2 separate regions of the Homo sapiens genome follow, and region 1 is linked to region 2. The links are chromatin contacts, found by Hi-C or POLR2A ChIA-PET in ENCODE. All regions are on one chromosome and are shown on one strand. Each heading gives the region's core, a stretch centred on a gene start or an enhancer-like site at or near the end of the contact. The rest is flanking DNA. Distances are from core to core; before and after follow the strand shown. Region 1 overlaps ZMIZ1 (zinc finger MIZ-type containing 1). Region 2 overlaps ZMIZ1 (zinc finger MIZ-type containing 1).

Region 1 (5,674 bases), core at 520-3,019, 39 kb after region 2:
TGATCATGCCTGTATTTCCCAGTGCTCCTTGCTCACCCATTTTTGTCTGTCTGGCATCGTGTCTCTCACTTGGGTTTGTCCTGCCCCGATCAGCTGGGTTGTACCACCCCAGAGGGCACCCTTCCTGCAGGAGGCCTCCTCTCTATCGCTGGGTTGGGCTGGGCTCCACCTTGGTGCTTGCTTGCCTCTGAGGACTTCTCTAATCTGTGCACTCTGCGTGTGTGTGTGTGTGTGTGTGTGTGTGTGTGTGTGTGTGTGTGTGTGGAGGTTTTTACAGACCCGCATGTATGTGTCCCTCCCCCTGGCCACCACACCCTTCACACCACTCATCTCTGCCCATCCTTGGGCTGGGCTCAGGTTCCTCCCCACTCCCCATGGGCCAGCCAGCAGGAAGGCAACCTGCAGCCACAGTGTGGAGCCCACTCCTTGCAGGCAGCCCCGGCATTCCTGGCTGCAGCAAACCCTCCGGGCTTAGCCCACAGGACTCCTGGGAGCCGGTGTGAGCCTGGCCATCATCCAGCCTGGAGAGTGGCTCCTGTTTGAAAGCAGGAATGTCCTGGATGGGAAAAGGCAGAGAGGGGAGAGTTTGTGAATAAAACAAACAAACAAGGGATTATTTTCCCTGAAAATGTGCCCTTTGTCTAATGCTGGAGCTCAGGGAGTCCCAGAAAGTGAGAAACCAGGGCACAGGGAGGGCACTGTGCATCCTGGGCTGGGGCTGGAGGACACAATGGAGGGAGGGGATGGGGCAGCCACACAGACCGCACGTGTTCCGGAGGCCCAACGGGCCAGGATGACATTCCAGGGCCATTTCAACTGCCTCTCGAAATGTCATTAATATATGGCTAGCGGGGAGAGCTCCCAGGCTTCTCCAAACCCACCGTGTGAGTGGAGCCCCCTCCAGCCACCACCACTTAGTCATTTAGCAGATGTTTACTTAGTACCTATGATGGACCAGCGCTCTTCTGAGTATTTGGGATGCCTCTGAGCAAGAGACTGGGTGTCTGCGTCATGGAGCTGACAGTCTGGCAGGGGAGGAGAGAGGCATAGATCTTAGAGCTCCGAGGTCTTCCTGACAGTCCAACCCAGTCACCCTCCCAATCATACTGCTGGAATCCTGAGGCTCAGGGAGGTAGGGAGTCAGCCCTCCATCCTCCTGGTGCCAAGGCACAGCCCATTGGCATAACATTCGGTGCACACTGGCTGAATGAACACCCCTCTTGCAAGCATTGCTCAGTTTACCGAGAATTTCCCAGAAGCACCTGGGGATAGGAGGGGCTGGCAAGGACCTGCTTGATAGCAAGGCTTTTGGAGGTTGCAGGATCTAGACTGGGAGAGGTGTGCAGTGGAGGTGAGCTGCCATCACTGTCATCGTCCCCCTTTGCCCATCAACCCCGTTGGGAATTTGCCAGTCTGGGTTGAGGTCAGTCTTTCTTCACTAATAATCTGATGGCATTGGGAAGTCTCTTTTCTCTGTGGGCCTCAGTTTCCCCATCTACCCAGTAAGAAGGTAGGACTGGCTGATGTGAGCTCCAGGAGGCCAGGGATTGGAGTTTGTGGCAATGTGTCTCCAGTGCATCTGCTGCTGACAAAACCGTGTAAACTGTGCCATGCACTGGGAATGAGGCCCCTCAGGGATCCCACAAGAGGCCCCCTGGGTCCTGGGACCCCACCCGGCCTGTCTCGGTTCCCAGCTGCAGCAGGGCCTGGGCTTGCTCTCCCCAGACAGCCGGGCCAGTGAAGCGTGGGCCTGCTCACAGCGCCTGGCAGGGACCTGTAAATTGAAAACATGATGTTTCCTGTTGGGGCTGGACTCAGTGTGGCCTTGGAAAGCTGGCCTCGCTCTCAGGAAGCCCTGCTCCCCACAGCACCGCCACAAAAACAGTGGAAAAGTGAAGCCTTTTCAAGTCTGTGTTTCCACTGTAAACAGGGGATGAAAGCTGGCCTCGCCTCCTGGAGCTGTTCAGGCCAGGCTCCTCGGCCCTGTCTTTGGAGGCACCTCAGCTGCCCCTCTGCCCCAGACAGCACCCCTCTAACTGGAGAAGCCGCCCTGTGCCCCCAGTTGACAAAGGCTTACAGGTTTAGTTCAAGCACACCCAGACCCGTTAGTCCTCGTATCCACCCTGCGAGGTGAGAAGGGCCGGGGGAGATCAGCAGAGCACAGAGAGGCATAGGACTTGCCGAAACACACACCACCAAGGGAAGGCAGACCCGGACCCTGCCTCCTGCCCCGGGATGTCCTCACAGGGCCTGCAGTCCCTGAGGAGGCTCTTGTGTGTGGCCCTGGGTGCCTAAGCACAGATGCTGCCTAACCCAACATGAGCTTGACTTTGGCCTGTAAATGGAGAATCTCACACATTTAGTGGAAGTGACTTATTTTAAACTTTAATAATGTCCTTTTTTTCCTTATTGTAAAGTATATGCATGCTTGCTGCAGAAAGTCTGGAAGTCAGAAAAGTGAAGGAAGAAAAATAAAACTGCCCTGTAGTCCTCCCACCCAGAGGTCATCCTGGTCATCATTCTAGTATGTTTCTTTCTGGTCACCTTATAATTTTCTTTTCTTCTCTTTTGGACTAAGTCACGAGGAGGCTTCAGAGTCATTCAGTGCTCCTATTAGACATGATCCTTAATGGCCACATGGTGGGGTCTTAGGAGGGGCCAGGGCAGTATCCTCATCACAAGCAGCTTGCTGCTGGCTTGGGCTGGGTGTGATGGGGTGCTGCTGGGGACTCTGGGGAGATGCCCCCCACCCTGCAGCATAATTCATGGTGAGGGCAGCTTGGCCGGGACCCTCATGCTAGAAAGTCTTCCAGTGGCTCTGATTAACTGTGTGACTCTGGCCCACCTGTCCTGTCTCCCCATCTGTGAACTGGGCAAATGGGCCCCATTCGAGTGCTCATGGCCGCCCTTCAGCCTGCTACCAAGGCACTGCTTACTGACAACCTGCAGGTGTGGCCACGCAGTCCCTTACTCAGTTGGTCGTGAACAGAGTGCCTACTGTGTGTTGGTGAGTGACGCCTACCAGAGGCGCCATTCTCTCCACCATCACCCCTCCTATGTTCCTGCCCCTTTTAACCTGCAAGCCCATCCAGCTCTCCTCCTCCCTGACCCCTCACCAGTTGGAGCTGGAGCCCAGCTGGGCGGGGGTGAAGGAGGTCCCAGGAGGAGCCATCTTCAGCCCCTTCTGCCCTGGTGACATCCTTGGTGGCCCTGAGACAGCTTTATGGAAGACAGATTAAGGCTATCTCCTCCTGGTGGGTTCATGTCTTCACTTTTCAAGCCCTGCTCTGAGTTCTCCACAGCGGCATCCCTGCCCCACCCCTCCCCCACCCCCGCATGCTTCCTTCCCTCCTGCTCTAATCTGTCAGCCCAGCCGGAGAGAGGGCCACTGGTCTCCAAGGTGATTGAATTATTGTGGGGGAGACAGGCCAGGGTTTTCTGCGTGAGTGCTTTTGGCTTCCTGCCCTTGGAGAGGGGCTGGGGGAGGTGTGTGGTGGCAACCATGGGCCGTGGATCTCCCAGACAGCCCTGCTCTCCCAAGCCAGGGCCGCATGAAGCCCTGCCCCCGCCTGGCTCAGCGCTGCTCTGCTCTGGCCCAGGTTCCACCTCCAGAGGAGTGGGCCCATCTCAGTCCAGACCCTGGAGGAAGGAGAGGAGTCGGGCAGCTGTGACTGCTGACTCACACATGAACATTTCTTAAACATCTGCTATCTCTGTGCTGCAGGCCAGGAACCCAGGATGGAGAAGAAGAGGGATGCTAGCACATAAAACACTTACTGTATGTGCCAGCCCTCCAAGGGTAACTCCAAGAGTTAATGTTACTGGTAGCAACAGGTAAAAGTTACTGGCCTCAGTTTTATAGCTGAGAAGGGTGCCTGATATGAATTCCTTCTCCCACTCACCTGTGGACTCCTAGAGAACAGGGGCTCTGTCTGGGTTCTGTCTGGATCCCTAGGGACTGCAGAAGGCCAGCCACTCAGATGGGACCTAGTTAGTGCCTGGTGAACTCAGTTCTACTAGAGTAAGAGAGGTGAGGTAACTAGTATGAGGTCACACAGCCAGAAACAGAACCCCATTTTGCCTGGCTCTGCACCCGCACTCAGTCTCTGGGGCACCACGCCTCTTCCAGGCTGAGTGTTGGCAAAGAGGCCTGCCATCTAGCTGGCACTGCCCAGCCACATGCCCACTGTGGTGAGCTGAGAGAGAGCTGAGTGGCTGCAGGTCTCAGCCTCTTCCCACTGGTGTGCTTCAGTCTGCTGGTCAGGCCCCACGCACCGTCTCCCTGCAGTCTGCTTCTTCCCTGGGAAGGAGGGGCCAAGAGGGGAAAGCCCCTCTCTCTGCCCTGCTCCACACTCTAGCTCATGGAAATGAAAAACACATTGGCTTCATTATCCCTGGATTGAATGAGCAGGGTTGCCATGGCAACAGCCATCTCAGGCCCACAAGGGGGCAGAGGAGGGGCTGGCAAGGCCGAGGCAGGTGGGGACCAGGCAGTGGGTGAGCAGGCACTCCAGGCAGGCAGGCCACAGGGACAACCGCCACGCATGCCACCACCCTCTCTCAGAGGCCAGTGTCAGATCAGCATCCTGGGGCCAACGGGGCAGGCTGGGCCTGTCTTCCACTGACCTGCCCCTCATCCACTCGTTCTGTCTCCTATCCACCTGTCCCCTTCCTGCAGGGTGCCGAGGGTGGAGACGGGCCCCCACAGCACCATGAAGATGAAGGAGACAGGTGGAGAGAACAAGGGAAGAGGGGATGGAAGGGAGCCAGGAGGGGGCATGGCCTGCTCCTGATCAGGGACAGCCCTCAGGGGGCCTCTCGAGAGGCATGAAGTGAGGAAATGCCCCGAGGTGCCAGGCTGTGCACACCCAAGCACACCCGTGACCAGGGCCATGCTAGTGGCCCTGTCCCCCAGCATCACCCTCCTTAAAGAGGCTGGGTCCCCCAGTGTCTACTAGGACACTATGAGTGATGTTGGCTGTGGGGGTGACCACAGAGGGTCCTGGCCCAGTAGCCTGGGCCATCCCATGACCCTGACCCCTGTCAGAGCTAGCTTCCCTGATACCAAAATGAACCCTCCTTTTTCCAGGGCCTAAGTGCCACCTGCCTCCTCTGTCCCATGGGCTGTCACCCCAGGGCTTGCATCTGAGGGCGACATCCCCCAGTAGGCCCTGCCGCCCCTTTGCACAGTCTGGCCCAAAGGAAGTGGGCTGCACCCCTTCCTCCTCCGAGTCCCCCAGAGGCGTGGGAGCCTGAGCTGCCCCTCTGGAGTGGCCCCAAGCAAACACCACCACCTTCCTCTGAGCAGGCAGCCTCAGCCAGTCTCTCCATGTGACCCAGACAATGGGGCAGCCCACAGGGGCCTCTGCTCAGGGGGGATAAAGTGCCCACAAGAGACTTTCCTTTCAGACAGGGCCATGCAGAGAAGCCCAGTGCTGACCGCAACTCCATTTGCAACTTTGACTCCAGTCCCAGCTCAAGCCCGGTCTTCGGGGCCAGCACACCTGCACACGTTTCCAGCTGCTCTCCCACCCCCAGCTTCTGCTCCAGCTAGAATGCCCTCCCGCCATGGCCTGTGCCTCCCCAAATCCAGCCTCCTCCCACTGCTTTTTTCTGATGGGGAAACAGAGGCTGAGTGAAGGGAAGTGACTCATCCAAGGCCACGAGGGAGTCA
Region 2 (6,273 bases), core at 2,518-5,017:
CCACTGGGGCTCAGGGCGGGGTAGGGGGAAGGTGCTGCAGTCTGATTGGTGGAGCTGGGAGGAACCTGTGGCTCACTCACCGCTTCTGTATAGATGGAGAAACTGAGGCCCAGAGAGGCCTAGCACTTCCCAGCAAAACAGTGACCAGGGACAGAGTCAGACTGCTATTCTAGACTGGACTCCAGTGCCCATCCCACTGTTGTATGCTGTTGTCAGGAGGAATTTGCAGGGAGGTGGCTTTATCTGCTGCTGGAGAACTATGAGGACCAGACTCCAACTCATGCAGAGGAAAGGAGCACTTAGCCCATGGCCCAAACTGAACCCTCTGTGTACCCTTCTGAAAACCTCCACCTCCTTCTACTTCCCTGGGCAGCCCTGGGCTTTGCCCCACGGCACCCTGACTGCACTTAGCTAGGCTTTCTCCCAACCTGGATTGAGACTTCCCCAGGACTGGCCTTGCACCCTGTGGGCTATCCGGACACATGTGAGGGTGTCAAATTTTAACACTATGTATGTATGTTCATGTAACTAAGGAAAAAAATATAATTAATACATCAAACCCATGATTTCACAGATCATAGTGCTTTTGATGAGGCTAAGTAAAAAAAAAAGTAATTGGTTTAAAGTGATATAAATAATTAAATAGTTTTTTTTTTTGAGATGGAGTTTCGCTCTTGTTGCCCAGGCTGGTGCTATCTTGGCTCACTGCAACCTCTGCCTCCCGGGTTCAAGTGATTCTCCTGTCTCAGCCTCCCGAGTAGCTGGGATTACAGGCATGCGCCACCACACCCAGCTAATTTTGTATTTTTAATAGAGAAGTGGTTTCACCAGGTTGGTCAGGCTGGTCTCGAACTCCTGACCTCAGGTGATCTGCCCGCCTCCGCCTCCAAAGTGCTAGGATTACAGGCATGATCCACTGCACCTGGTTGATACATTTTTAAGTACATAAAGAATTAAGATGGAATATGGACACGGCTTACAGTACCTAATAAGGTGGGTTATTTGATAACTTGAGGAGGGTCTGAGAAGACCAGGTCAGGAGGCCAGGCAGTTGAGGTCAGGGTCAGCAGTGACCTGGGGCAAGGTGGGCCAGGTCTGCAGCCACCACTGCCCCATCCCATGACTGGGCAGATGGTGCCCTCAGATTGTGCCCTTCTCTCCCCAGCCCTGCAGTTGGTCAGAATTAGCCCACAAGAGAGCAGTCATTTGTCCTCCTAAAGGTAGTTTCACTGGGACTCTGTTGGGGGAGGCCAGGAGGTTGGACATTACCCCATTTCCCACCAAGCCACCAGTTGCGAGTGTGTCACTTCACATGGACATGCGGTGCACCTGTTTCCCCTGGCATTGATAGGTGAGACACTGACTGGCCCCTGTTCTCTTTCTTCCTGGCCAATCTGAAAATGCCCAGTTCTCGAGTTAAAGGGATAACAGCTTTGACAAGGCCAGGTGTTGTCTGGGTGGCCAGAGAGCTAAGGGTCAGGGTCAGCGTGGCCCATTGGCCCATTGGAGATCCCCAAGGCTTTGGGGTCCAAGGGCCAGGGTTCCAGGCCTGGCTGCTGCTTCCCAAAGCGTCAGTCTCCTCCTCTATAAGATGGGGACAGTTGTGCTGAAAGGGTTCTGAGGGTCATGTGCAAAGTGTCCCTCAAAGGAAGACTCAGTACAGCCGGCAGTGAGCCCAGTTCCAGGGGCCCTCTCGGCCACCCACCCACCCGCCGCCGCTGTGTCTGTGCCGCCAGAGATCTCCCTCTCATCAGCCCCTTTATCGCCCTGTACACAATCAGGGGAAGCTGGGAAGGCCGCTGGGGCTGAGGGCAGATGGAAAACAAAGAGAGAAAACAAAGGCACTGCTCCTAGGGGGCCAAAAGGCACCTGCCTCCTCCCCCAGGCCTGGCCTTGGCCACCCCAGTCCTCCAGGATCTGCCCCACCCCTCCAGAAGGATAGTCTCAGAACTCATGTAGGTCACCACTCTCAGGGGACCCTCAGGAAGTCACTCGTCTCCAGGCCACCTTTTCTTATCTGTAAAATGAGAGAATTGGACAACAGGCCATGTGACTTTTGGCAAACCTTCCCCCTCTCCCCACCCTCCAGGGTCTCCTTGGGGCAGGCCCAGCTCGTCTCTAGGACCCCCCAGCCTGTCCCAGGAAGTCAAGATGGTGCCCACTTCTGTCTGTGGCAAGGACCCCAGCCCTGCCTTGGGCAGGGTGAGGTAAACAGGAGGCCCCTGTTTCCTGCCGAGATCTTGGGGTGTGCTGGGTGCTCAGTGCATCTGTGTGGAATGAATGAATTATTTCATCAGAAGGGGGCCTACTCAGAGTCAGCCCTAGGTTGCTGCTGCTGTTGAAGCCTCTCAGGGAAGGAGACCCTTCTGGTCACTTGAGGGAGGTGGAGAGAAGTGGTGAAGGGCTGGCAATGGCATCCCTGCCAGGCTGTCTGGGTTCACATCTTGGTTGTGTGACCTTGGACTGGTTTCTTAACCTTCTGTTTCCTCATCTTTAAAAATTGGTTATAGTACTGACCTCATAGGTTGTGGTAAGATTAAGTGGATTAATTTACATAAAGTGCTTAGAACAGTACAGCTAAAGGTTAAATATCACTATCCATTTCATCACTCTTATTATGATTAGAGGGAGGCTTACAGGGAAGCACATGAAGATTAGGCATCCTGGCCTCTCCTGGGCACAGCCCTGGTGAAGGCTGGGAATTGCTGGGAGCTATAGAGTGTTCTAGGTGGGAGGGGCAGCAGTTTGCAAACAGGAACATTTCTATGTAAGTATTTCTGGTAAACTGTTAAACAGGGGCCTCATGAGAAAGGGGCATGGATTCCTAAGAATATAGGAATTTGTTGTGATTTCTTTTCTGATTCTAAATATATATTTGTAATGTTAAATAATTTTTAAAACAGGGCCTCCAAAATTGTATAAGCCTCAGGCCCTGCAACCTGAGCTGTTCCTGATTGTTTCTGTTATTGTGATTGTATTTCTGTGGCCCAGCCCTGTGCTGCCCACTTTGGTGGTCCTGACAGGATGGCCCAGCCTTGGGGTCCCAGGGACCTGTCTTCTCACCCTATGGACAGCGGTGTTATGTGCAGGCTGGCCTCTGAGCTGTAGTCTACACTTCACACCCCAGATGGAGGGAGCTCTGAGGGAGCAGACAAAGGAAAATGGGTACCTCAGGGAAGGTCTCTGAAGGAGTCTTCTCTGCATATGCAGGACACAGAGCCCTGTGCCCAGAGGCTTAGTGGCCAGCCCTGCTGCTCCTACTCACCCGGACTAGGTGTGGCAGGCCAGGCCCCTCTCCCTTCCCACTCCCCCTCGGTATGTGCCCTGGTGGACAGGCAGGGGCGGGTGGGGCCGTGGGAAGCAGGCTGCTGAGTTGGAACAGTCACCCCTACAGTGGTCGTTGAGTGGCTGGCTGTGCACCAAGCTTCAGGTTCCTGCCGGGTGCAGACCCAGAATGGTCCTTGCCCTCTGGGAGCTCTCCCGGTAACTGGGACCACAAGATTTGCACCTGGAAGGGCTAGGGGTGAGCAGGGGAAGGCTGTACTAGACCCATCTCTCTCCGAGAGGAGGCAGGAGAGCCCAGAGGTCGTGAGGGCTGGACCCTGGGGGAGGACCTCTGAGAGGACGGGCCCTCGGCTGGGGGGGGGGTGCTCCTAGGGTGGGCGCTGTGGGCCCTGGCGCCTCTGCCAGCAGCAGGGCCTCTCGGCCCGGGCTCTGACAGGGACATTTATAACTCACAGCTGTGCGGTCCTGGGCCCAACTGACTGTGGTAAACCGATCTGGCTTCAGGAAGTCCCGTCCCGAGGCCACTCCCCATCCCGACCCCCACACTCTCCTTCACCTCCTGACACCCACATCCTGTTCTCAGCGGGAGGGGCAGGCGGCGGGCACTGGGCCAGGGGCCCAGCCAGGGTCTCCAACCTGTGGGCAGAGTGGGAAAGGACAGAGAGCAGCAGTGAGGCCCCAGTGCTGCGGGGTGCCCACCATTGCCAGCCTCCTCTCAAAGCACACACAGGGAGGCAGAGGCCCAGAGGCAGTGCAAGGCCCCCAGGAGCCCACAGGGTCAGAGCGCCAAGAGCATAGGTTGTAGGGCTCAGGGGAATGTTCTGCGCCTCCAGATCTACCTAGAAAGGGGATTCGCCTTCTGGCCTCTGTGGACCCACTCCAGCCAAAAGGAGCCTGACCGGAGGGGCAGAGTGAACCAGAGGCCTCAGAGAATGCTGGGAAAGACGCCATTTTGGGCCCTGGGCCTTGGGCTGGCCCTCCTTTGGGACACCCCGTCCCCAAGATGCTTCGTGCCCATCCCACCTAGATCCTCCCAGCCTAGTTCAAGTGTGGGGCCAAAAATGGTCTTGCCCAGTGCTAGAAAGAGAGACAGTACTAAAGGCTGCAGCACACCATGGCTCTGACCCCTTACATCCCTTGGCCTGATACAATGACCAGTTCTTGGGCCCCATCAGCCAGCCCGCCCCTCCTCCATGCCTCTCCCTCTTCTTCTGCACAACGTTTGCCAAAGCTTGGCCCAGGTAAATCTGGTAGTCTACAGCAAGATTCTAGAATTAGATAGTACCCAACAGGACATACATTTTTGTTTTACTAGTTACAATTTATTAAAGAGTATCAGAAATATATAACTAGCCTATCAAATCAATTATTTCAAGGGCATGATTGCTTTGGACAAGGCCAGATTTATTGGAGCTTAAAAAAAAAGTGAGTGGAAGGTGAACATTAAATTAAGTCATCACACAGGTAGATCTCAGCTCAGACCAAGAATCCTAAAGAGCGTGGAGGAAGAGCTGAAGTTTGGGGAGCACAATCTAACTCATCACCAGGACTCTTTTCTGCTTTAAACTCTGCATCTGGGCCTCCTCTCCCAGTTATAAGCAAAACAGCCAGCCCTGAACCTTGTAGGAGGGGCAAGGGAGTGAGCTGGTTTTCCCGAGGTGCGTACACACATAAAATGGCTCCGAGTGTTGGTCAGGGATCTGGTGAGCAATTCATAATGAGGAAAGAATTCAGGCAGGGGTCACAGAGTGGCTTTGGAAGTGGCTGCCGGCCGGCCGTGTGAGATAATTCCCCGAAGCCAGGCACGGCGCAGAGAGGAGGCCACGGCAAGGGCTTTGTACACCCGGCTAAAAATACCCCCGACAGCTTCTCCCTGTCACCCTGCCTGGGGGCCGTACAGGAAAGTGATGCTGTTCTGCTTTTCCTACTAAGAAGAGAAAGACAACACAAAGTCCCCAGTCCTGGAAGAAACAAAACTTATATTTATATATTTTTCAAAATCCCACTAGGAGGAATTGGCTTGCTGGTTGGAGTGTGGCTGGGCGGGGAAGACACAGCCAGCTCTGATAAATCAGGCATCCCGGGGTGTGCTTAAGTGACCCAAGAGGCCGCTGAGATTAGCTTGGCGGCAGGGACAGAGGTGGGAGGGGAGTGGACGGCACACCGGCCTGCTCTCACACACGTCTCATCTCTCCCCTGTGTACCCAGGAGGAAGAGGAGGAGGCCCGTTGGCGTCGGACCAATGCTGCAAGGGGTGTGAGGAGAGGAGCCGCTGTTTTTCACTGAGCTGCCATACCCCGAAAGGTAACACCAGCCCCCGATGCCCAGGCCATACCATCACCTTTGCCTAAGCCTGGGCAGGGGCAAGCCCTAGCAGCCCAGAAGTGCTGTGGCTGGACCAGAGCTGAGGGTTTTCAGCTGCTTCTCACAGCCTTTCCTGGGCCTGGCTGCAGGGCCTCTCTATAACTCCTTGTGTGGTGCTCATACTGCCAGAAAAGGCTTCTGGGTGTCAGTTTGTCTGTCTCCAAAATGGGGCACTGGGCTCAGGTCCTGTACTTACCTCAGTTCTCAAGGATTCTGTGAGTCAGTTGTGTCTGATTTGGTTGAGCCATCTTAGCAGCCTGGCTCAGTTGGAACTCTAGGGCTGTAGCCAGGGGTCCCAGCCTTTGTGGATGCTGGATTCTAAGGCTACGAGGTCCACAGTGCCATGTGGGGCTTGAGAAGGGAGGATTTTCCAAAGCAGACCTGGCTGGAGATGTGCTTCACTGGGGATGTGGCTGTGGTCTCCTTTGTGGCAGCATTCAAAATTCCAAAGTTCTCCCTGTCAGCTCTGGGCAAGAATTATTATCTGCATTTTCAGACCACGAGAACAAGGCACAGGGAAGTTAATGGTGCCTGCCAGGGATCACACAGCTAGCTCTGGCCACGCCACAGCAGCTTGGCTTCATCCTATTTGCCATACCAGCTTCTATGCTTTTACTTCGACCG

What was found. A loop is a pair of places that touch in the nucleus more often than their neighbours do. ChIA-PET counts read pairs that join two places held with the same protein, here RNA polymerase II (POLR2A). Pooled maps may share reads with other maps.
Region 1: a map of endothelial cell of hepatic sinusoid shows a loop between it and region 2 (3-fold over the local background). The contact joins two enhancer-like sites. A Hi-C loop is called at or near these places in 9 of 168 maps with a recorded cell type or tissue (HepG2, K562, PC-3 and 6 more), 2 of 37 single-sample maps with no recorded cell type and 6 of 50 pooled maps. POLR2A ChIA-PET finds 5 or more read pairs at or near these places in 7 of 52 experiments (AG04450, H1, IMR-90 and 4 more).

Annotation. Positions count from the first base shown.
Region 1 is chr10:79,175,367-79,181,040 of GRCh38, forward strand. All of the region lies in intron 4 of ZMIZ1 (zinc finger MIZ-type containing 1), which reads left to right. Among named protein-coding and RNA genes, the nearest start is that of ZMIZ1, 110 kb to the left of the region's middle. RefSeq lists enhancers at 2,457-3,073, 3,074-3,690 and a silencer at 4,286-4,580. Within about 2 kb of position 1,770, at least 15 of the 41 ENCODE cell types and tissues checked have a DNase peak (open chromatin) inside an H3K27ac peak, as active enhancers do; they include IMR-90 and heart left ventricle, where a contact is called at or near this core.
Region 2 is chr10:79,134,189-79,140,461 of GRCh38, forward strand. It overlaps ZMIZ1 (zinc finger MIZ-type containing 1), which reads left to right. Exons shown (of 25, transcript NM_020338.4): 3 at 5,494-5,589. Among named protein-coding and RNA genes, the nearest start is that of ZMIZ1, 68 kb to the left of the region's middle. RefSeq lists an enhancer at 3,059-3,739, a cis regulatory region at 3,444-3,944 and a silencer at 3,530-3,689. Within about 2 kb of position 3,768, at least 19 of the 41 ENCODE cell types and tissues checked have a DNase peak (open chromatin) inside an H3K27ac peak, as active enhancers do; they include IMR-90 and heart left ventricle, where a contact is called at or near this core.